Regions from separate parts of the Homo sapiens genome. Here region 2 is linked to region 1. Evidence: read pairs that join two places in POLR2A ChIA-PET (ENCODE). Cell type or tissue: PC-3. All regions are shown on one strand. Links, peaks and the distances in the headings refer to the core of each region. The heading gives the core; the rest is flanking DNA.

What was found. Peaks named below come from ENCODE experiments on the same cell type or tissue, not always from the same donor. Only the 100,000 strongest peaks of a DNase experiment are listed, where the experiment ranks them.
Region 2: POLR2A ChIA-PET joins it to region 1 with 5 read pairs; 4 of 35 experiments call an interaction of 5 or more read pairs at or near these places.

What each region holds. Positions count from the first base shown.
Region 1 is chr7:26,700,768-26,712,542 of GRCh38, forward strand. The region is part of intron 9 of SKAP2 (src kinase associated phosphoprotein 2); the gene reads right to left. Among named protein-coding and RNA genes, the nearest start is that of LINC02860, 69 kb to the left of the region's middle. In PC-3, for the core only: no CTCF peak of the experiment used is centred there; DNase peaks (open chromatin) are centred at 5,004 and 9,044; H3K27ac peaks cover 505 bases.
Region 2 is chr7:26,803,603-26,815,377 of GRCh38, forward strand. All of the region lies in intron 4 of SKAP2 (src kinase associated phosphoprotein 2), which reads right to left. It overlaps LOC124901606 (a long non-coding RNA gene), which reads left to right and starts at 1,960. Exons shown (of 3, transcript XR_007060265.1): 1 at 1,960-2,045. In PC-3, for the core only: no CTCF peak of the experiment used is centred there; no DNase peak of the experiment used is centred there.

The DNA.
Region 1 (11,775 bases), core at 1,526-9,525:
AACTTGAGACACTTTCTACTGTTTTTGAAGTTTATAATACAATTGCTAGACTCCAGACCTCTAAAGTCTTTCTCATCCTTCATGTTTCCCTCAAAATGAGTGACAGCAGCTCAATGACTTCATTTACAATTTCTCTTGTAATGTATGACAGTTTTACCTGGGCCAGAAGACAAACCCAAGTCCTACTTATCTTTAAAGCAAAGCTCAATCCCCACTCTGGGAAGCAGCTGGCCTCTCTCCCCTTTGTGTTCTCACAGACTTGGTCCAGGCCTCTATTATTCCACTCATAAGGTACTGCAAACATTCCTCTACTGTCCACTTTTACTCCAGGTGTGGACTCCCCAGTGACTTATTTATATTACCTAAACAAGCCTGGAACAAAGAAGGAGTTTGTTTTGGCTAGCTAGGTATTTTATTTGAATCTTTGTCAATCCTGGGCTTCTGTTCCCTCTTACCAATCTTATTACTTGGAGGAAGATTCTTAACAGAAAAGGAGCAAATAGAAACTGAGCTGTTTTCTCTGAACCACTGTCTCTAATAAGTTTTGAAAACAAAAACACACAACTGTCATACATTTTTGGTTGTGCTTATCATAATTTATAAATGTAAGCTATTTTCATATTTTCTTTGGTTATTCAGCTATTTCAATTGTTGATGGATACCCCCTTTAAAATTCGCATTCAGGCTGGGCGCAGTGGCTCACACCTGTAATCCCAGCACTTTGGGAGGCCAAGGCAGGTAGATCACCTGCAGTCAGGAGTTTGAAACCAGCCTGACCAATATGGTGAAACCCCATCTCTACTAAAAATACAAAAATTAGCCAGGTGTGGTGGTGGGCACCTGTAAACCCAGGAGGCTGAGGCAGGAGGACTGCTTGAACCCGGGAGGTGGAGGTTGCAGTGAGCTGAGATTGCCCCACTGCACTCTGGCCTGGGCGACAGAACAAGACTTCGTCTCAAAAATAAATAAATAAATAAATAAATAAATAAACAAATAAATAAATAAAACTTGCATCATTGAATAGATTCTAGCACAAGGATATTATTTTAACTTCTCTTTTTTTCCCTCATTAAGATCATTTACAATTAAAATTCAAATGGCATTTAAAAATACTTGTTTGTCATTAATACCACAAAATACCACAATATTTTTGCTTATTCTTTCCCTGAATTTTCTGAAATCTGCCTTCCTACAGTCTTAGCAAATGTGTGTGGGTAATGGGCAGCCTTTTCTTCGGTGGCTATCATGGATTCTAAGATGATATCTGCTTTTGTCCAATTTTTTCCACAATTAAAAGTGGACACCGTATCAGTTTCCTTATTTATTTCCTACATCCTTCTGTCTCACTCATTTTAAAATATGCCACTTCCATGTTTGAACTATATTTTTTGTTTTTTGTTTTTTTGAGGCAGGGTCTCACACTGTCACCCAAGTTGGAGTGCAGTGGCATGATCTCAGCACACTGAAACCTCTACCTCCCAGGCTCATGTGATCCTCCCAAGTAGCTGAGACTGCAGGCGCACACTACTACATCCGGCTGATTTTTGTATTTTTTGTAGAGACAGGGTTTTGCCATGTTGCCCAGGCTGGTCTTGAACTCCTGGGCTCAAGCAATCCACCTGCCTCGGCTTCCCAAAGTGCTTGGGGTTACAGGCATGAGCCACTGCGCCCAGCCATGTTTGAACCGTATCTCAAGAAAGAAAAAGATATGATGATAATGATTGTTTATTGCTCTCTCTCCCCTTCTCTATATTCTTAGTGACAGTTTGTCAGTTCTTCTTGTTTGAAGATTCCTAGTTGCTGCATACTAGAAAAACTAACCATCCTGATCCCTGGTTCTGTGTGTCCCAGTCAGTAAGAAACTGAGGGTGGGGAGAGAGTCACACTCAGTCTTACTCCCTTGTGCTTAGTTTGCTGTGCCCTACAGTAATAGCTTCTACCTGCTTAGAAGGCCTCAATCCAAGGAATGAAAGGGATCAAGCACATAGTGTTGAATATTTAATATTTATAGGGCAATTATCAAATAATAGCCTCACTTGTATTTTTCTACTATCACCACATTTCCCCTCTGCAATATGAGGTAACTTCTAATTTGCGAATAGAGATTATGAGACACATCAACATCTCGGCATACCACCACGATGTGGTATTTATCTTGAGCAGTGGTTATCAAACTTCAGCAGCATCAGAATCACCTGGTGGGCTTTTTAAAACCCAGATTGCTGTGCCCCATGCACAGAGTTTCTGATTCAGTATATTTTGGCTGAGCTGGAGAAGGTGCATTTCTAACAAGTTTCCAGCCCATGCTGCTGGTCCCAGGACAGTACTTTTGAGAACCATGGCTCAGAGCCGTATCTTCGAAGGCACAGGTGTCCAACCTTTTGGCTTCTCTGGGCCACCCCAGAAGAAGAAGAATTGTCTTGGGCCACACATAAGATAAACTAACACTAACAATACCTGATGAGCTTTAAAAAAAAAAATTCCATGCATAATTTTCATGATATCCACCACCACAAATAAGCAAAAAACTCCCTGCATTCAAAGGATTGGACATGGTTGTCCTAAGGCTTTCTTTTGCATAAGGTCTCTAAGGTTTCAGTGTTCTATCATTATTTGAAGGTAAGTACATTTTAAGCTTCAAAATACAGATATATGTCACTAAATAATACCAAAGTAAAATTAATTATATAATGGAATTAGCAAAACAGGAGTTAATCCCATATATGCATTTGAAAGATACAACATAACTATATAAATGCAATATAATTTGTAGTCCAGAAGTTTATATTACCCTCTTTCACTAGCTATACAAACTTAGACAAGTTAATTAAACTCTCTGAACCTCAGTTTTTTCATCTGGACAACAGAACTATAAAATCTGCTTTAGATAATTATTATGAGGATGAAATAAGGTAAAGTGGTCAACACAAATCTGCATAGCAGATTTGTAACAGTGATTATAATAATCTGTTTACTGTGTACTAAACACCACTAGGTACTATATACATAAATCTCATTCAAAACCCATCATTAACATTTTACAGATAATGAAACGAAGGCATAGAAACACTTAAGTAACTTGTTCAGCATAACACAGCTATAATAATAATTAGTGTCAGGATTTACACCCAGGCAGTCTGCCTCCAGAGCCCAGGTTCTGAAGCACTACAGTTTTTCTTCCCTTTGGGTGTAAAACCTTGCATATATTACTTGCTCCTGTTTGTTAATTAATTAAACAGCATTTTAACCTATTGTCACAACATGCAACTTATGAGAAAGTTAATATCATGATGTCATATTGACATATATTCTTATTTTTAACACTCTTCAATGATAAAATAATTTGGCTAACTGACAATCGTTTAAAAAAATGCTCCTTTGAAAAATAGTGTACACTGCTGAAAAAACAGGAGACAAGTCATGTTTGTAATGGCCACAGAAAGTGAAAAACTTGGCATTTGCCCCTTCCATTTTTCTTCCAGTTGAAAGGCAGCTTGCAAATGGAAAAATCATCTCCCATCACCTCCCTCCCAGAGACTAAATGTGATGAAAAAACAGAGTTAGGCTAAGCCCTGAAGCAAGCAGGGCTGAGAGCAGCTTCAATCCTAGCCAGGAGCCTAAGAAGATTGATTAATCCTGAATAAGATAGCTATAGTTTCTTACCAGATATGACTGCAGTAAGACATGAAAAATACAGCAAATTAAAGCACTTTTCGTAATACGAAAGAATGGCACTCTCAAAATATGAATTTCCACGTACCTATGAGTGGCTGTGCACAGACTTTCAGAATTGTTTTTAAGAAGTTTTCAATTCTAATGTAAGAGATATCTTCTTGACATACAGACTAATTTATGATAAAATAGGTTATAATGGCTGAAGAGAAAAGATGTGCTAGAACTAGTATATTTCTGTAGAAAGGGGCTGCCAAAAGAAGCAAGGTAGAACCTGCAGGGGGAAGAAGGGGAGGTTAGGCATGTAAAACTCATCTGATGGAGGTCTTGATGCTCATTCTTGCAAAATAGCATTTGCTGTCCTTCAAAGTACGTAAGAATAAAAATTTGAGCTCAAAAACCAACACACTTGCTCAGTTTTGGCCCCCTAAAGGGATAGGTTGAACTCTCATTTACAAAGTTTCTCTTACTTGGATTCCAGAAATAAAGCCAACATCAACAAAATGTCTGCTCTTATGTAAAAGAGCCAGAATATTTTTAATGTACATGGCAGGCAAACCAGATCTTACTTTTTTAAGGTCTCACCCACAGTGTCCCAGAGTAGCAGATGAAGTAAATTTATCCACTCTGGGAGGACAAATCCCTGCCACCTTAGGGGCCTAGGGTCTAGGCAGTGCCAGAGCTCCAAAACTAGCCTCTAGCCTATTTTCCAGTATGACGAAACTTTCTTGTTTTCTCATCCCCAAATAACAACTGATTTTTTTTAAAGTTAAATATGAGATTTTATAAACTTTTCCTAGCACTTTTAGTTAAAATAAATGTTATGCCATAATTATGTATATTAAAATGCAATTTGGGATTTTATTTCCATCTAATTAAATAATGCAATCAAACATGTAAATTTAATGGCAAGCCCAACCATAGTACTTAATTAAGGGATCATTCAATGTTTATTGTCCTTGCTTAGAGTAAATCATTGATTTAAAGAGAATACACAAAATGACATATGCACTTTCCTGAACAGTCTACTTAAGAGCATAATGTTAACTATCTGAATGTAGTTTAACTGCATGACTTATTTACACCTATTCTAGCTAAATAAAAGTAGTTATCAAGCAGTGATTAAAGAATTCAGGCGGTTTTATTATAAACAACTTTATCATATGACCCTTTACTTAGCTTTGGAAAATAATTTCTGGATTAAAAAAACTCAACTAGAAAAATTATCTCAGTATAGTTCAATTTAGTGAGGAAATACAATACACTACTTGGCATGTGTCCACAGGAAAAGTCTGGCTCCCAGATGCTTCTTGCCAACCCACAGTGGATTCAACAATGTTTAAACAACTGACAACGTACACTCATAGCTCTGATGACAAAGTGGCCAAAAATTTAGCAGGAGCCTGTCTCATGGGTATTTTCATATATTGAAAAGTTAAAATCAAAACAAAACAAATCATAGGGACATACATACACACTTCACAAAAGATTCAACACAATTCAGTTAGGCTTTTTTTAAAGTAGATGTTGCCAAAATTATTTTAAAATTAACAAATAAGACATTCTGCTGCTAGAAACTCAAAATATATCAATGTTTTTTATTGTATAAGTGTTATTAAAAGTGAGAAATATAACCCTATTTGGTTACCAAAGTCCAACAATAACTCTTTCTAACAAATAGATTAACTGTCTCCATAACTCATTCATTATAATCATACTATTTATATTAATATCCATGACTCTCTAACACATGTACCCATAGCTAACAAGTGTTTTTATTAGTTTGAATAAAATGAAATTGCCAATATTTTCCTAATTTTGACCTCCCAAAACAAAATTTTATAAGAGTCAAGGGTAAAGTAAAACTTCAAACTTTTGGCACCAAATTTTGACATCAAAGTGGTAGCTTTATTTTCTTAGTTATATAATATCTATGTTTTTTTTATAACTAGCCCTCACGTGTCTCATTTAACTGAACAGTCTTCTTTCCAACCAGGAATATTCTGAGTAAAATCTATATCCTACTGCAGCAGATTCAAGTATAAACAGAATATTGTTAATATTTAATATAAAATCAGCTGTCACAAATGTAGCGAACAGTGAAAAAGCCATGATACAAATAAAATTACTTCATGTGATTTTTCCTGTTTCCAGATGACAAGTTTCTTTGAGATGATATTCTCTCTCTTAATAACAAGCAACTTCTGTCACATAATGTTTATGTCATGTAAGTTCTACAAATGAAAAGTGCAAAAACTGGTTTGACTTTCTAGGGGAGAAAATGATTGATCAGCACACAGAATAAAATAGGTTATTTAAATTAGGACTTCAGCTGATTGAAATGCCAGCCCCATTTTAAAGATATATTCTAAAGTAACCACATTAACCTAATTTAACATGACTTCAAATGCAAATATGTATTAGTCTTAGCTTATAAAACCAAAGTGTACATTTGGGTCTGGATGGATCTCTATTTGATTTAATTTTTGAGTAATTCTTTGTATATACAAATGTAATTTTTATCCTAAATAGCATTAAGCAGCTAATTGGGATAATTTGCTTCATAAATTCAGCGGCCATTTAAAATCTCTTCCTTCATAAATTTAACAAAAATTTCTTCTTGTCAAGAAGTAATTAAAGCCAGGCACAGTGGGTCACACCTGTAATCTTAGCACTTTGAGAGGCCAAGGCAGGTGGATTGCTTGAGCCCAGGAGTTTGAGACCAGCCTGGGCAACATAGTGAAATCTTGTCTCTACTAAAAATACAAAAATTAGCTGGGCATGGTGGTGCACACCTGTAGTCCCAGCTATTCGGTAGGCTTAGGTGGGAGGACTGCTTGAGCCCAGGAAGTCGACGCTGCAGTGAGCCAAGATCACACCACTGCACTCCAGCCTGGGTGACAGAGTGAGATACCATTTCAGAAAAAAAAAAAGAAGTAATTAATATTATAATTATAAAGCCCCTTAGTACATAGGAGACAGGATATTAGACACCTAGCACAGAACCTTGCCTATAGCACATACACAAAATTTTGTTTGACTTGAAATAAAGTTTCTAAATCAAGCACTTATAATTAAGTCTTCACTGCAGTGTTAATTCATAACTTATGGCTTAGGAATTCAACCTCTAGCAATATGGTCAACCAAGCTGAAACAGACCTGTCCTTCCCCACTTGCTCAAAGCAACATACTGATCATTTGCATGGTGGGGTTGAGGCTGGAGTTTTAACATCTTCATGGACACAGGAGACAAGGCTTTGGGCCTGTGAGAAGCACAGAGATACAAATGAGACCCCCAACAGCCCAGGGAAGAAACAAGGAAGCTTTCTGTTTTTCCAGGGCTGGAGGTCATGGGGCTTCCTGTGAGAAATCAAACCCCCAAGCCTGTCCAATGTGAGATCCAAGTTTATACCATCCTCAAGCATGGTATTCCCAAGCCAAGAAATTTAACATAAAAATTTCAAAACTCCTGGGGTTCTAGCAGAAGCAAACATAAAACCATCCTTAGGAGAAGCACTTAAGAAAAACACTTCCAGAACCCAGGGCATACAGCACTCTCATAGAGGTAAGGAGAAAACCTGATAAGCTCACAATACATGGACCTAGCAGAAGAGACTTCCAAGTAAACAGGCAAATTCCTGTGTGGCCAGCTCTAACAGAAGTCAACCCTGAAAGCTGAAGGAGCACAGAGAAGAGCTAAGACATTAAGGAAAAGTCCAAGGCAATGTGAATTGTTATTTTCATAGCATTTCTAAGCTAGAGATTCAAAACACATTATTACACTGGTCCCATCTCTTTGCTTTCACTGGGTGAAGGATTGATCCCACGTGAATGTTTGCTGGGGCTTTGGACCATCTGGTTTTTAATGTCTTGAGCAATGGGGTTTCTTCCACCACTTCCTTTGGAAAGTCTTTTTTTATTATTGTAGGGGCAAAAAAAATGGGTTTAAATGTTGAAGGGATTTGGGGGGTGTTTTTCAAAGTCTTTTTCTTATTAACTCTTTCTTAAATCTCTTCATGAATATGAACTCCCGTTTCCCTATAACATTGAATGTGCTATAATCTGGTCTCTTCCGTATATACCAATAGTTACCCCACCTAAACATTTTTCAAAAGGATCTCCATTTAGTAAACTCCCCAACCTTAATCCTTTTACTTTCATCTTCAGTATGTTCTATAGGTGGTGTTCAGAACCACATATTTCTTACTGGGTATGAGTAGCACTGAACAGACAAGCCCTTTTAGGTATCTCATTTACTGCCATAGACTTGGCTTGGATCTTTGTTCTTTATCAGTCTCTCTTCGGCCTCTTTTCATAACCATTTCTTATCATTTGTTATATTTATTTCTAATTAATAAATTCTGAGTCATATTGGTCAACACTGTATCTCCAGTGTCTAGCACAGTGCCTGACATGTAATAGCTGCCTAATAAATATTTGTTGCATGAATAATTGAATTGCTTACATAAAAATTGGGTGTTTTCTTTTTGCTTTTCTCATTTCATGTTTCATTTTCTTTAGTATTCTTTTTCAGTTGATTTATTAGAATATTAGATGATCTCTGCAGAATACTTTTAAATTAATGCTGAGCTCTTAGAAAGTATAAAATAAAAACCTAGGCTCAAATTCACAAAGTGTCTAGACATGTATATCTACATGTGTTGGGTTACTGTCTTTTATACTTATAAGTATAAAACATAGGGAGATGGGATATTTTATTATGGGTACAGATGACCTTCACCTTATCAGGCTAGGTTTCCAGGAAGAACTGAGAAGTAAGGTAGTTTCTGAAAGAAAACACAGGCTGCTAACAGAAGTGAAATGAGGCTATCTGGTATATGAGAGAGTGTAATAGGCAATGTGAAATTGGGAGCAGGACTCATAAGCAGTGGTCTGAGAAAAGGAACTAGCTTAATAGAAGCAAAGGGTGTGGAGTGGAAAAGGGAAACAAAGGGCTTAAAGTATGTCAGAGCTAGTACTAGGAGTGAGCAGCCTGAATCTTAACCTCAGCCTTCCTCTTTTTGAGGCCCTCCAATGATTCCTCTCTGCCCACTGAATCAAAGTAATTGCCTGAAAGATAATGTTTAAACATTTTCCCCAAGGACTTATCTAATCATTGATTCTTAAACCTTGTTTCACCATCCTTTAAGTTGCTTGTGCAGATTTCCATATCTGAGTTTACTTTTAAATATAAAATGTACCATTTGCTTACTAGTCACATTAAGTCCTTAGAGAAGGCAGGTTTTAAAAATCCTAACTATGATCCTGTGCTCTTTAGATCTACTTTACCTGTGTTAATGAATGAGTGGAAGCAAAGGAGAATGTCATTTCCTGGGAAATGTCTTGCTCGAGATGACTAGCCTGCCATAGGGAACTGGTAACTCAAGTTGGTTCTGTTGCTCATAGTAGATGATTTATCTTTAATGGCCCAAAGGATTGATGATATAAGAGCTTTTCATCACTCAATGTATTACATTTCCTAAGTTTATTTGAGACTCTGCCCATTGGAATAGTAATGTTAGATTTTAATGAAGTTATGGGGGATCAGCCATGCTTCAATATACCACTGATAGTATACTGTTTGGTAATCATTCTTTTAGGATTCTGCAGTAATTCATGTCAGGAAAATAATCATCATAAAGAGAAAGTTTCTCTTAATTTACCTAATAGACCCCTTTAACTAAAGACTTTGCACTATTCAGGTATTATTTATTGAATTCTTATGAGGAAGGCACTTGGTCAAGTACTCTGGGGGTGCCAGGAAATATAAGGTTTGATCCTTGCACTAGAGGAGTTTGCAAATATAATAAAGCTATAAGGAACCATCCATTTGCTTGTTTGCCAAATAATCACATGAAAAGTGTTAAGATTTACAGAATAGCACATATCAACATTTAAAATGTCACGAAGTTGTAATTAATATTCAAATGAATGGTGTTAGAAAAGTTTAGAGAAGCTCAGAGAAGCAGAGGTCACTTCATGCTGGGATGGCTCTTTTGGGGAGATGGGATTTGATCTGGGCCTAGAGAGCAGGGAGGATATGGTTAGAAACTGAACAAACGGGACAGCATTCTATAAAGACAGAAGTGTAAGAACACAAATGTGAGGTTGGAAATGTATGGGATATGCGTGGGGAAAATAAAGAGCAAGTCAGCTTGTTAAAATTGGAGAAGTGTTGCATTATAGCAGTGATTAGGCTAGACTGTGAGATTTCAGCAAGACTGTGGAAGACCTTTGAATGCCAAGGTAACAAATACGCATTTTATCCTATGGTCTGTGGTGAGCCATTCAACACTTTGGAGCAGCAGAAAGATAGGACTTAAGAAACTTCTGAAGTCTTTTTTTCTTGAAAACATTTTCCCCACTAAATGAAAAATTATTAACCGGTTTATAAAGGAGGTTTTGAATTCTTTTATATACGTTGTCTCAGCATCAGATGAGATGTTCTGAATATGTGTTAATTTCCAGAATGCTGGAGGATAATGATATTATAATACTATATTTACTATTATACCATGATACTATACTGTGTTTATTAACTCACCCTATACTTATAAAAATACTGTATTATGCCCAATAAATATAGAGAATTTCAAGGGTATTTTGTTTCTAGTGGAATGACCACGAAGGTTCCACCTGAGCAGGTTTAACGAAAATACTATATTTATACCAATGCTATATAATGGTGTAATAAATATATAGAATCAACAAGGGTATTTTCATTGTTTCTGAAGCAGTGACTATAAAGGTTCCACAAAGGTGTGGATAGAGGAAATAATGGCCAAGATATATAGTAATACATACCAGGCTTTGGAATTGGTGAGAGCATATGTCTTTTAATTGTTTTTTTTCTATAGTTAGATTTCATATATCTGTTCCTCTTATTAAATTATGGTATATTTGAGAACAGGGGCTATTTATTGATCATCTGAGTACCCACCCTATACCTTGCAGATAGTGAGATATGTTAGAAAATATGGTAGAGTTCATCAGCGACTTTGTGGACAAAAAAATGAAAAGCCACATCAACTAAAGTTTGATCTGTGTGCTATTTGGCTGGATTTTTGTCACTGAATTAATTAACTCAATATATTGATTTTGTTTAAGGCATCTAGAGCTACACAGTTGATGAAGGCAGTCCAGGGAAGGGCTAAGGGTTAGTGAAGAGTTCAGTCTGTCTGGAGCATAAGTCTGAGCAGCAGAAATGGGATTGGAAAGGTGGATTTGTGTGGGACCATGGCTCAGGGCCTGGCCAGTTAGTTTGAACTTGGTTTACTAGGGGTTGGGAACTCATAAAGGTTAATGAGCAAGGGATTAATTTGACCATGTTATATTTTAGGAAATCAATCTGTTGGCACCACGTAGAATAGGCTATATCAGGCTGGTTAGAGAAAGAGATACACACACAGGAAGTGGGGAGACCACTTAGGAGCTTTTGTAATGATCCAGGTGAGAAATTATTAAAGCCTGAGTGAGCAGAGAGCCAGGGATGGATGATGTTTTAGTGGCAGAATCAGGAGTAACTGGCAACTGACCAAATTAGGAGAGGTGGGGAGACCAAGAAAGAAGTCAATGATGGGTTTGAGGGTTCTTTTTTTAAACTTGAGTAACAATTGATACCGTTAGTAGAAATAGAAAAGAAAGGAGGTAGAGCAGTATAGGTTGAATATTCCTCATCTGAAATGCTTGGGACTAGAAGCGTTTCAAATTTCAGATTTTTTTGAATTTTGGAACACTTGCATTATACTGGTTGAGCATCCCTAATCTGAAAATCTGAAATCTGAAATACTCCAATGAGCATTTCCTTTGAGTGTCAAAAAGTTTCAGATTTTGGAACATTTCAGATTTCAAATTAGGAATATTCAATCTGTAATTTGATCTTAAATACAAGTTTGATATGATGGCCAAAAATTATCTGAAATAAAGCCAGAGCTCAGAGGAGAGAACATTTATGAAGATGAGATTTGGTTGGTACGTTCTCTCTTCTGGTGTCTTTTTTATATGTGTGCAGTAAATGCTTATCTGATAACTAAGGACAAGGCAATTCTTAACATATTTTTGTTGAGAGACAGTACAGTTATTGGCTAAAAGCTTAACCTCCAG
Region 2 (11,775 bases), core at 2,416-10,415, 100 kb after region 1:
CAATCCCACTGCTGGATATATGCCCAAAAGAAAGGAAATCAGTATACTGAAGAGATATCTGCACTCCTACGTTTGTTGCAGCATTATTTATGATAGCTAAGATTTCAAAGCAACTAAGTGTCCATAAACAGATGACTGGATAAAGAAAATGTGGTACATATACACAATGGAGTACTATTCAGCCATAAAAAAGAATGAGATCCAGTCATTTGCAACAACATGGATGGAACTGGAAATCATTATGTTAAGTGAAATAAGCCAGGCACTGAAAGACAAACACTGCATGTTCTCACTTACTTGTGGGATCTAAAAATCAAATCAACTGAACTCATAGACACGGAGTGTAGAGGATGGTTATCAGAGGCGAGGAAGAGTAGTGGAGGATTGGAGGGGGAGGTTAATGGGTATGAAAAAAATAGAAAGAATGAATAAGACCTACTATTGAATAGCACAATAGGGTGATTATAGTCAACAGTAACTTAATTGTATATTTTAAAATAACTTAAAGAATGTAATTGGATTATTTGGAACTCAAAGGATAAATGCTTGAGGGGATGGATGGCCCATGCTCCATGATGTGCCTATGTCACACTGCATGCCCGTATCAAAATGTCTTATGTACCCCATAAATGTATACATCTACTATATACCCACAAAATTTTTTAAAAAATAATTTTAAAAAAATTTTAAAAAGAAGTGTTGGACTAAATTTCCTCTGTTATCCTTTCTAACTCTATACTTCTACAATTTGTTTTAATCAATACCACAAATTATAAGCAAAGAAGAAATATTTATACCTTACATGATAATGTTTTAGAATCCTTAACACATAATGTTTAATAAAAAGAATGTGCCGGGCCGGGCCTGGTGGTTCAGGCCCGTAATCCCAGCACTTTGGGAGGCCAAGGCGGGCAGATCACAAGGTCAGGAGATTGAGACCATCCTGGCTAATGTGGTGAAACGCTGTCTCTATTAAAATTACAAAAATTAGCCAGGCATGGTGGCACGCACCTGTAGTCCCAGCTACTCAGGAGGCTGAGGCAGGAGAATCACTTGAACCCGGGAGGCGGAGGTTGCAGTGAGCCGAAATAGCACCACTGCACTCCAGCCTGGGTGACAGAGTGAGACCCCGTCTCAAAAAAAAAAAAAAAAAGTGCCAATTTTTAATGCAGGAATAAATAAAAAGGCAATTTATTAAAAATGCAAATAATGAATAAAATATTTTTTAAATTCACCATCAACTAGTAAAAAGAAAAGCCAGTTAACAGTGAAATACCATTATTGGGAAATCCTTAAAAGATTAACAGCCAATGTATAAAAAATGCTTACTATCATGGAAAGATGTTTCCTATAGTATGAAAAAATTAAAGTATAAAACACAGTATCCAGAATATGATGTCTAATATGCACAGAAAATGTCTCTAGACAGATAATATACTACAATTTTAACAGGGGTTAGTTTTGAAATCAGATTATAAAGCTGGGCATGGTGGTGAGCAATTATATTCCCACCTACTTTAGAGGCTGATGTGGGAGGTTCCCTTGAGCTTGAGACCAGCCTGGGCAACATAGTGACACCCTGTCTCTTTAAAATAAAAAATTTTTAATCAGATTATGAAACAATCAACAGACTATGATGTCATATATGTACAGAAAATGTCTCTAGACAGTTGTATACCATAATTTTTGTAGGAATTATTTCTGTTACCAGTGATTACTTTCTTCATTATTCTAATCAGGTATGCTGATTTTAAAATGAGTTCACAAATTCCTTAACACTCCTCCTTCGAAAGGCAGAGCCTAATCCCTTTCCCCTTGAATGGGGGTCAACTTCACCCATTTGATTCTAAAGGACAGAATGTGGCTAAAGTGATGCTATGTGACATCTGAGACTAGGTCATAAAAAAATATATAGCTTCTACTCGGCTCTTTCTTCGGGGGAAGCCAGCTACAAAGTCATGAGGGCACTCAAGTAGACAGTGGAAAAACTCATGTGAAAAGGGACCAAGGCCTCCTGACAACAGTCAGCACCAACTTGCAGCCATGTGAGTGAGCCTCCCTGAAAGTGGATTCAAACTTTCGGATCACTGCAGCCTCAGCTAAAATTCTGACTGCAATTTCATGAATAGTTCTAAGCCAGAGACTGCTAAGCCATTCCCCAATGCTTGACTCACAGAAATGTGAGAATAAAAGGTTTATTACTTAATAATAAATATATGTACACTTCATTTTATTGCATTTCACTTTATTGCACATTGCAGACATCGCACCTTCTACAAGTTGACGGTCTGTGGCAACTCTGTCGAGAAAGTCTATCGGCACCATTTTTCCAACAGCATGTGTTGGCTTTGTGTCTCTGTGTCACCTTTTGGTAATTTTCACATCTGAAACTTTTTCATTATTATTATATCTGTTACGGTGATCTATAGTTACCATTGTAATTGTTTTGGGAACCATGAGCCACACCCATATAGGATAGCATATTTCATTGATAAATATTGTGTATGTTTTGATTGTTCCACTGACTGACTCTTCCCCTTGTCTCTCTCCCTCTCCTTGGGCTTCCCTATTCCCTGAGACATAACAATATTGAAATTAGGCCAATTAATAACCCTACAATGACTTCTAAGTTTTCAAATAAAAGGAAGAATCACACACCTCTCACTTTAAATCAAAAGCTAGACTCACTTTTGTAATCCCAGCACTTTGGGAGGCCAAAGTGGGAGGATCACTTGAGCCCAGGAGTTTGAGACTAGCCTGGGCAATATAGTGAGACCTCATCTCAATCAATCAATAAATAAACAAATCAATATAAAAAATATAAATAAGCCAGGTATGGCGTTATATGCCTGTGGTCCCAGCTACTCAGGAAACAGGTAGGAGAAGCCCTTGAGCCTGGGAATTTGAGGCTGCAAAGCAAACAAACAAAGCTAGAAATGATTAAGCTTGGTAAGAAATTCATGTTGAAAGCCAAGACAGACTGAAAGCTGGCCTCTTGCACCAAACAGCCAAGTTGTGAATGCAAAGGTAAAGTCATTGAAGGTAAATACAAGTGCTGCTCTAGTGAATACACAAATGGTAAGAAAGCAAAAAAGCCTTTTTGCTGATATGAAGTGTCAGTGGTCTGGATAGAAGATTAAATCAGTTACAACACTCCCTTAAGGTGAAATCTAATGCAGCTCAAGGCCCTAACTCTGCTCAATTCTATGAAGACTGAGAGGTAAGGAAGCCACAGAAGAAAAGTTGAAATCTAGCAGAGGTTGGTTCATGAGGTTTAAGGAAAGAAGCCATCTTCATAACATAAAAGTGCAAGGAGTTTGGAAGAAGCTGATTCCAACTCTTATGGATGACTTAGAGGTTCAGGACTTCAGTGGAGAAAGTCGCTGCAGATATGATGGAAATAGCAAGAGAACTACAATTAGAAGTAGGCCCTGAAGACGTGACTGAATTGTTGAAATCTCATGATAAAACTTGAAGGGATGCAAAGTTGCTTCTTAGGATGAGCAAAAAAAGTGGTTTCTTGCGATGGAATCTACTACCAGTAAAGACACTGTGAACATTGATGAAATGACAATAATGGAAGGATCAGTATATTACATAAATTTAGGCGATACAGCAGTGGCAGGATTTGAGAGGATTGCCTCTGATATGGTTTGGCTCTGTGTCTCCACCCAAATCTCATCTCGAATTATAATCCTCACGTGTCCAGGGAAGGACCTGGTGGGAAGTGATTGGATCATCGGGGAAGTGGGGGTTCCCCATGTTGTTCTTGTGATAGTGAGTGAGTTCCCACAAGATCTGATAGTTTAAAAGTGTTTGGCAGTTCCCTCCTTGCTCTCTGTCTCTCCTTCCACCTTGTGAAGAAGCTGCTTGTGTCTCTTTAACTTTCTGCCATGATTTTAAGTTTCCTGAGGCGCCCCCAGCCATGTGGAAATGCAAGTCAATTAAACCTCCTTTATAAATTACCCTGTCTCAGGTAGTTCTTTATAGCAGTGTGAAAATGGACTAATACAGTCTCCAATTTTGAAAGGGAGTTCTACTTTGGGTAAAATGCTAGCAAATGTCATCACATGCCTCAGAGAAATCTTTCATGGAAGGAAGAGTCAATCAATGTGGCAAAACTCACTGTTATCTTACTTTTAAAAATTGCCACAGCCATCCCAAACCTTCAGCAACCACTGTCCTGATTAGTCAGCAGTGATCCACATTGACGCAAGACGCTCCACCAGCAAAAAGATTACAACTTGCTGAAGGGTAAGATGATTGTTAGCACTTTTTTTAGCAATAAAGTATTTTTAAATTAAGGTATGCACATTGTTTTTTAGACATAATACTAATTGCACACTTAATAGACTACAGTATAGTGTAAACATAACTTTTATGCATATAAATCAAAAAACTCATGAATTGCTTTATTGCAATATTCATTTTATTGCAGTGGTCTGAAACCAAACCCACAATATCTCTGAGGTATGGCTGTGATAATAAAATAATACACAGGTTTAGGGGTAATCTGCTATACAGCAATAAATAATTAATACATCTGTATAGGGCTGTGGTCAAAAGTGTAGGCTCTGCAGTATTCATAATAACCAAAAGATGGAAATAACCCAAATAAATGTCCATGAACAGATGAATGGATAAATTTTGGTATACATACATAATAGAATATTATTAGCTTTAAAAAAAGAATGAAATTCTGATACATGCTACAACATGATGACCCTTAAAGACATTATGCTAAGTAAAATAAGCCAGACACAAATGTACAAATACAGTATGACTTTACTCACATGAAGTACCTAGAACAGGCCAATTCAGAGACTAAAAATAGAATAGAGGTTGTGGGAGCAGAGGGTAGGGAGGTGGGTGAATGGGGAGTTACTGTTTAATGGATACAGAGTTTCCGTTTACAATGATGAAAACATTATGAAAACGGTGATTGGTGGTTACTCAACATTGTGAATATACTTAATGCCACTGAAATGTATACTTAAAAGTGGTTAAAATTGTAAATTTCATAATATGTGTCTTTTACCATAATAAAAAAAAAGGAAGGGACAAGCCTTGGAATAAGATGGCTTGGGTCTCAACCTTGGTTCCGATACTTACTAGGCATGTAACCTAGTCTCTCTATACCTTAATTTCTTCATGTACAAAATGGGTATAACAACAATGCCTACGGCAAAAATCAACTCAAAGTGAATTAAAGACTTAAGTGGAATACCTGAAACTAAAAATATTAGAAGAAAACAGAAGAGAAGCTCCATGATGTTGGTCTTGGCAAAGAATTTTTAGATATGACCCCCAAAGCACAGGTAACAAAAGCAAAAGTTGGTAAATGGGGTTACATCAAACTAAAAAGTTTCTGTACGGCAAAGGAAACAATCAACAGAGTGAAGAGACAGCCTATGGAATAGGAGAAAATATTTGCAAACCACACATCTGGTAAGGGGTTAAGATCCAAAATACATAAGGAACTCAACAGACTCAATAGTAGGAAAACAAAACTCAATAAAAAAGTGGTCTGGCCGGGCGCGGTGGCTCACGCCTGTAATCCCAGCACTTTGGGAGGCCAAGGTGGGCAGATCACCTGAGGTCAGGAGTTTGAGACCAGCCTGACCAATATGATGAAACCTCATCTCTACTAAACATACAAAAATTGGCCGGGTGTGGTGGCATGTGCCTGTAATCCCGCAACTTGGGAGGCTGAGAAAGGAGAATCATTTGAACCCGGGAGGCAGAGGTTGCAGTGAGCCAAGATCGCACCATTGCACTCCAGCCTGGGCAACAAGAGCAAAACTTCGTTTCACAAGAAAAAAAAAAAAAGTGGGCAAAGGACCTGAATAAACTTTTCTCAAAAGAAGACCTACAAATGTCCAACAGGTATACAAAAAAAATGTTCAATACCACTAGACATCAGGGAAATGCAAATTAAAACCACAATGAGATAACACCTCACACCTGTCAGAACAGCTATTATCAAAAAGACAAAAGATAACCAGTGTTTGTGAGGATGTGAAGAAATGGAAAGCCTTGTATACTGTTTGTGGGAATGTAAATTAGAACAACCATTATGGAAAACAGTATGGAGCTTCCCCCAAAAAATTAAAAATAGAGCTACCATATGATCCAGTAATCCCACTTCTGGGAATATATCCAAAAGATACAAAATCAGTATGTCAAGGGGATATCTGCACTCCCATCTTCACTGTAGCATTATTCACAATAGCCAAGATACGGAATCAGCCTAAGTGTCCATGAAGATGAATAGATGAAGAAAATGTAGTATATGTATAAAATGGAATACCATTTAGCCTTTCAAAAGAAGGAAATCTTGTCATTTGTGCCAATATGGATGAACCTGGAGGGCATTAAGTTAAGTAAAAAAGCCAGGCACAGTAAGACAAATGCTGCATGATCTTAATTTATATGTAGTGTTAAAAAGTTGGGCTGGGCACAGTGGTTCGCACCCGTAATCTCAGTGTTTTGGAAGGCTGAAGCAGGAGGATCACTTGAGGCCAGGAGTTCAAGACCAGACTAGCCAACCTGGCAAGTCTCCATCTCCACAAAAATAAAAAAATTAGCCAGTCATTGTGGTACACCCTTGTAGTCCTAACCACTCAGGAGGCTAAGGCATGAAGATGGCTTGAGGTTACAGTAAACTGAGATTGCACCACTGCACTCCAGCCTGGACCATGTCTCTAAAAGAAAAAAAAGGAAAGAAAAAGAAAGAAAAAAAAAGAAAACAAGAAAAACAAAAAAGTCAAACTCACAGAAACAGAGAGCAAAATGGTGGTTACCAGACACTGAGGAATAGGAGGAATGGGGAGATGCTAGTCCAAGGATACAAAATTTCAGTTAGATAGGAGGAGTAAGTTCAGAAATCTATTGTACATCACGGTGACTGCTTAACCTACTTATACTTGAAAATTGCTAACAGTGGATTTCAAAGGTTCTCACCACAAAAATATAAGTACATGAGGTAACACTTGAGCTAAATAACTTGATTTAGCCATTCTAAAATGTATACACATATCAAAACATCATGCTGTGTACCATATATATATATACATGTTTTTGTTTGTTTTTTTCTTTGAGACACAGTCTCACTCTGTCACCAGGCTGGAGTCCAGTGGTGCGATCTCAGCTCACTGCAACCTCCACTTCCCAGGTTCAAGCGATTCTCCTGCCTCAGCCTCCCGCGTAGCTGGGACTACAGGCACACGCCACCATGCCTGGCTAATTTTTGTATTTTTAGTAGAGACGGGGTTTCACCATGTTGCACAAGATGGTCTCGATCTCTTGACCTCATGATCCGCGCACCTCGGCCTCCCAAAGTGCTGGGAATACAGGCATGAGCCACCACCCCCAGCCCTATATATAATTTTAATTGTCAATTTAAAGTTTTTTAAATTAAAAAATAAAAATAAAATGAAGTCAAGTAGTTTGACCAGTCACAAAGCAAGTCTCAGAGCTTTCATCTCTTATTTGTTAGCATCCAAAGCTCATGTCCCTAAACACAACAAGCCTGAAGAGCAGGTATTCGTGTTCCACCAGAAAAAGATTGTAGGCTTTGGAGAAAAAAAAGACCTAAATTTCTACCTCAGCTCCACCATTATTTGCTGTGTAGCTTTGGGCAAATCACCTAATCTCTCTGGGCCATAGTTTCTTCAATAATAAAACAATAATTCATCATGCATGCCACTGAAAATTATTCTGATATATTTCTCTATTGATTTTACCTTAAAGGCTTCAGGAAGCCACTGGAGCACTGAAAATTTCTGTTGAACAAATTAAAAAATCCCATCCATATCCCCAAACCACACCATCTTTCTCTTTCCCTGTCCCTACACCCTCTTTACCTAGTAGAAAAGCACCAGAAACCTCTATTTGTCTCTGTTCCTCTTCTCTCTCAACAAATGGACCTATATGTAAAAACTTAAGTCCAAAAGAACACCATTTTGTACATTACTTTGTACTTTTTATATTTGCAATGGGAGATGGAGGGAAGAAACTAGTCAGTAATAAAACAGATCCCCCCTCCACCTGCAGGTGATAATTGTCATAAAGCCCCACTAAGAAAACTGTCTTTTGTTATGTATCCCAAAATAAGAAACTGTTAAGCTATTAAAAGAGAAGAAAAGGGCACTTAGTAGTAAATGCCATCTAATGATACAGACTAATAAATACAAGTAATTTTAATGTAGTAGATTAGAGTTTTAAAATGCCATTTTGCAACTATTTGCAAGAGAGTTTAGTAATTTAAAGAACATTTTCCTTATTACATCAAATTCCCATAATTTACCTTATAAGTAAAATGCTAGCAAAAGCTATAACCTTAATTTATATAACATTAAAGTCACATCCTAACTTTGGGAATTTATTTGCAGGCATGTTAATTTTTAAACAATTTAAAACCACTCTTAAAAGTATTTTCTATTTCCTCCTAGGGCCCTGATTTGTTTTTAAGGGAACTGTTTCAAAGATGTTAACCGAAATTGCAAAGGGACAGCTGCTTGATACAAAGGGGCATATTACTGCCTTGCAATATCAAATCACTCAACCTCACTTCTTTTCCCTCTTTTGGGCTCTAGGTTGCCACTAAAATGGCTATGTCTTAGTAAGTAAATAGAGTGATGGTCATATTATGCATACTGATATATCCTAAGGTCCTTTTACTGGGAAATGAGAGTATTTGCCCATATACACTTTATGTCTATGTTAATGTCTGCACTTGCTTTAACTTCCCTAAATCCCAAAACATGTTTCAAGATTTGTGAACTGGATAATTCACACCAGTGCACTTTTCTGTTGTTCATCTTAAATTACGGAAATTCTCATATCTGTTCTAAACCTTAGGAGACAAAAATACAAAAAAAAATCCCTTAAAAAAGCACCATATGTTCTAAACATAACTTCATAGAATATAAAAAAATCAACCAATGGCAATTAATCTTACAGATGCCATTTCATTTTACCATGAATTACGTCGACAAAATATGTTAAACAATGGGTTTAAATGATGTATATCAAAATGTATTGACTCAAATAGTTTCGCATTATTTCTTTAAGGTATAATAGGTATGTTAAAAAACTATTACCAAAAATAATGCAAGAATAAAATTATCATCTATGGTCGTATCACTTTTTATACCATCTTCCTTAAAATCTTGAGATTCAAGTCCTAACCATACAGTTTCAGTGAGAAAAGCCATAAAACCATGCTTTTTTAAAAAAGAAAAAAAAAAGCCTGTTTTTTTCCGGTCCTGGTTTCCCAGGATCATAAAACTCAAACTGTCCTCCCCAAATTTATCTTTTCTCACTTGTTTCTTAACTGTTGAGTTATAAATACCTCTGTCTTCTATTAAAGGTAAGTTCATTCCTGTGAGAACTATATTCCAAATTCTATACTCACGCTGTATTCAGAATTCAAAATTTGACTTCTAATCTTATATAAAAACTAGTTCTTAAATGTGACAAAGCTATATAGATGTTCTACTAACTTCAATTTTTTTAAAAATTATTAGTTAAATTTTCTCTAGCATTAATTCTAGTTGGAGACTGCAAACACCCAGAATATTGATATAGGTACATACACTGGAGTCAGAATTGATTTTCTATCATTGAACCTGCTAGGCACAAAAGTAACAGTATGCAATTGTATTCATGCTGTGCAAACCTCCTTGATAATATATTAAAAATCTAGCATATTGGGGTTTCCATACTGATTTACACTATACATACCTTTTGTCTATACTTTTTCAAAAAATGGCGTATGTAGCTGAAATTTTTTAAAGCCAACAACAACAAAAATGGTTATAAGCTTGCCTTGTATTAGAACTTCTTTTGTCTGTCAATCAACAATAAAGTATTATTCTACCACCACAAAAGGAAAACCTTTGGAGGCAGTAAAGGACTATGGGTTGTGCAAATGTGCAGTTGCTAAGAAGCAAATATGCCTCTCTTCTAATCAAATAGCCCAGCTCAGCAATGCCGCTGGCTTGGGGCAAAAAGCAAATTCCACCAGCCACAAACTTAGAAACAGTCTTGAATTATTTGTTGCTGACCGCTGGCTGAACCCTTCCTGATGAGCACCATCACCATTAGCCACTACTCAGTGTATTCCATCAACCAATGGCAATAGCAGCATGCTACAGCTCAGGCTACAAGAAATTGATCAAACAGGGTAATGAGACTATTTCTTCACAGAGGTTATTTTAAATGAATATAAATATTTTCTTTCTATGTAATTTGCCACAGAAAGGTCACTGAACTCTCTGTGATTCGAAAGAAAAATGTTCTACTGTCCCCTTTACATATTTGAGTTAAGATAAAGCCAACAAACAATTCAGGGCGTTTCTTGATATTAGGAGCAAATTCTCATGAGCTGGCATTTGAGACAACAGATTTAGCTGTGATATTTTAGCTTCATATGAAGCTACAGCTAAAAATTGATCAAACGATGCTACTCTATAAATATAAAACTAATCATGATTTACTAATTAAAAATATTTATAAGAGTACATTTTTGTTTAACAAAAGCACAATTAATCTCTAATGTAGGAAACTGTGAGAACATGAATCATATGTATGCCTTCTTAGCTCATTATTAAAATTTGATATAATTGTTGTAAATTATTTAGTGGAGAATTCATTTTCTATAGCCCACCTCCTCCTGCTAGACAGTAGAATAAAATGCATGTTAACTATTCCAGTTGGCACATGAATCATTTCACTGACATCTGATTTAGCTCCTCTTACAGAGAGATATTTACTGCTCCTCTTCTTTACATACTTTAAATGAAATCACATCACAACCAAATCACAGCAATTTAGCTGTATATTTTATCTAATATTCTGTAAAGTCCAGTTTGTAGTTAGCAGGCTTCTAATATGGTGGTATTAAAATAATCCCAGCGAAATCACTCTTTAGGAACTTCAAACACCCTTACACCAGCAAAAAAAAAAAAAAAAAAAGATTCAGTGTAAATATTTCCAACACATCAGTATCCTGCCATTATTATAATGCAACATAGATTAACAGATTCTAATTAAATATTTAAACTCAAGAGAAACACTTTTATATGAATGAAAACCTCTAAAGGGCCTTGTAAAAGATGTTTATTGTGTTCTAAAATAACTACTTTAAAACTTTCTAAAAGACGTTTATCATGTACCATTAAAAATAAATGCAATCAAATATGATAAATACTTGCAAAATGAACTGCTTCATATGCAGATTCAAGAGTTTAAAAAAATTATTTATTTTTGTTTATGATCCTTACTTTAGAAACAAATAGGTCAAATAATTTTTGCCTTCATCAAAAATATCTAGTTAAGTGTAATATGAAAAATAGAAATGTGCTTAGGCTATTCTTTTTAATTACTGAAACTCAGAACTACCTTTCAAAATTACTCTTTTAAATTGTTATGAATGTCATTAGACATAACAGTAAAACCACCTATCTACAAAATAAAACACAAGATAATATACAAATGGTCTTTTTTTTTTTAAGGGGATAAAGTATTACTGGGTATTAGAAGTTTATCTGTGCCACTAATAGGGACTTCTAAACATTCGTGACTAGGAAATGACTGCAGTAATAACAGGATTTTAAATGCAAATTCAAATAATTTAAAAACACATACAGGTTTGAATGAAACAGAAAACCTGTACAATTAATTTTAATCTCTCTTGAAAGGGAGAGCTACTAAAGAACTAGACAGAATACAATACAGAGAATAGAATCTCAAGGTTGACACATAATATAG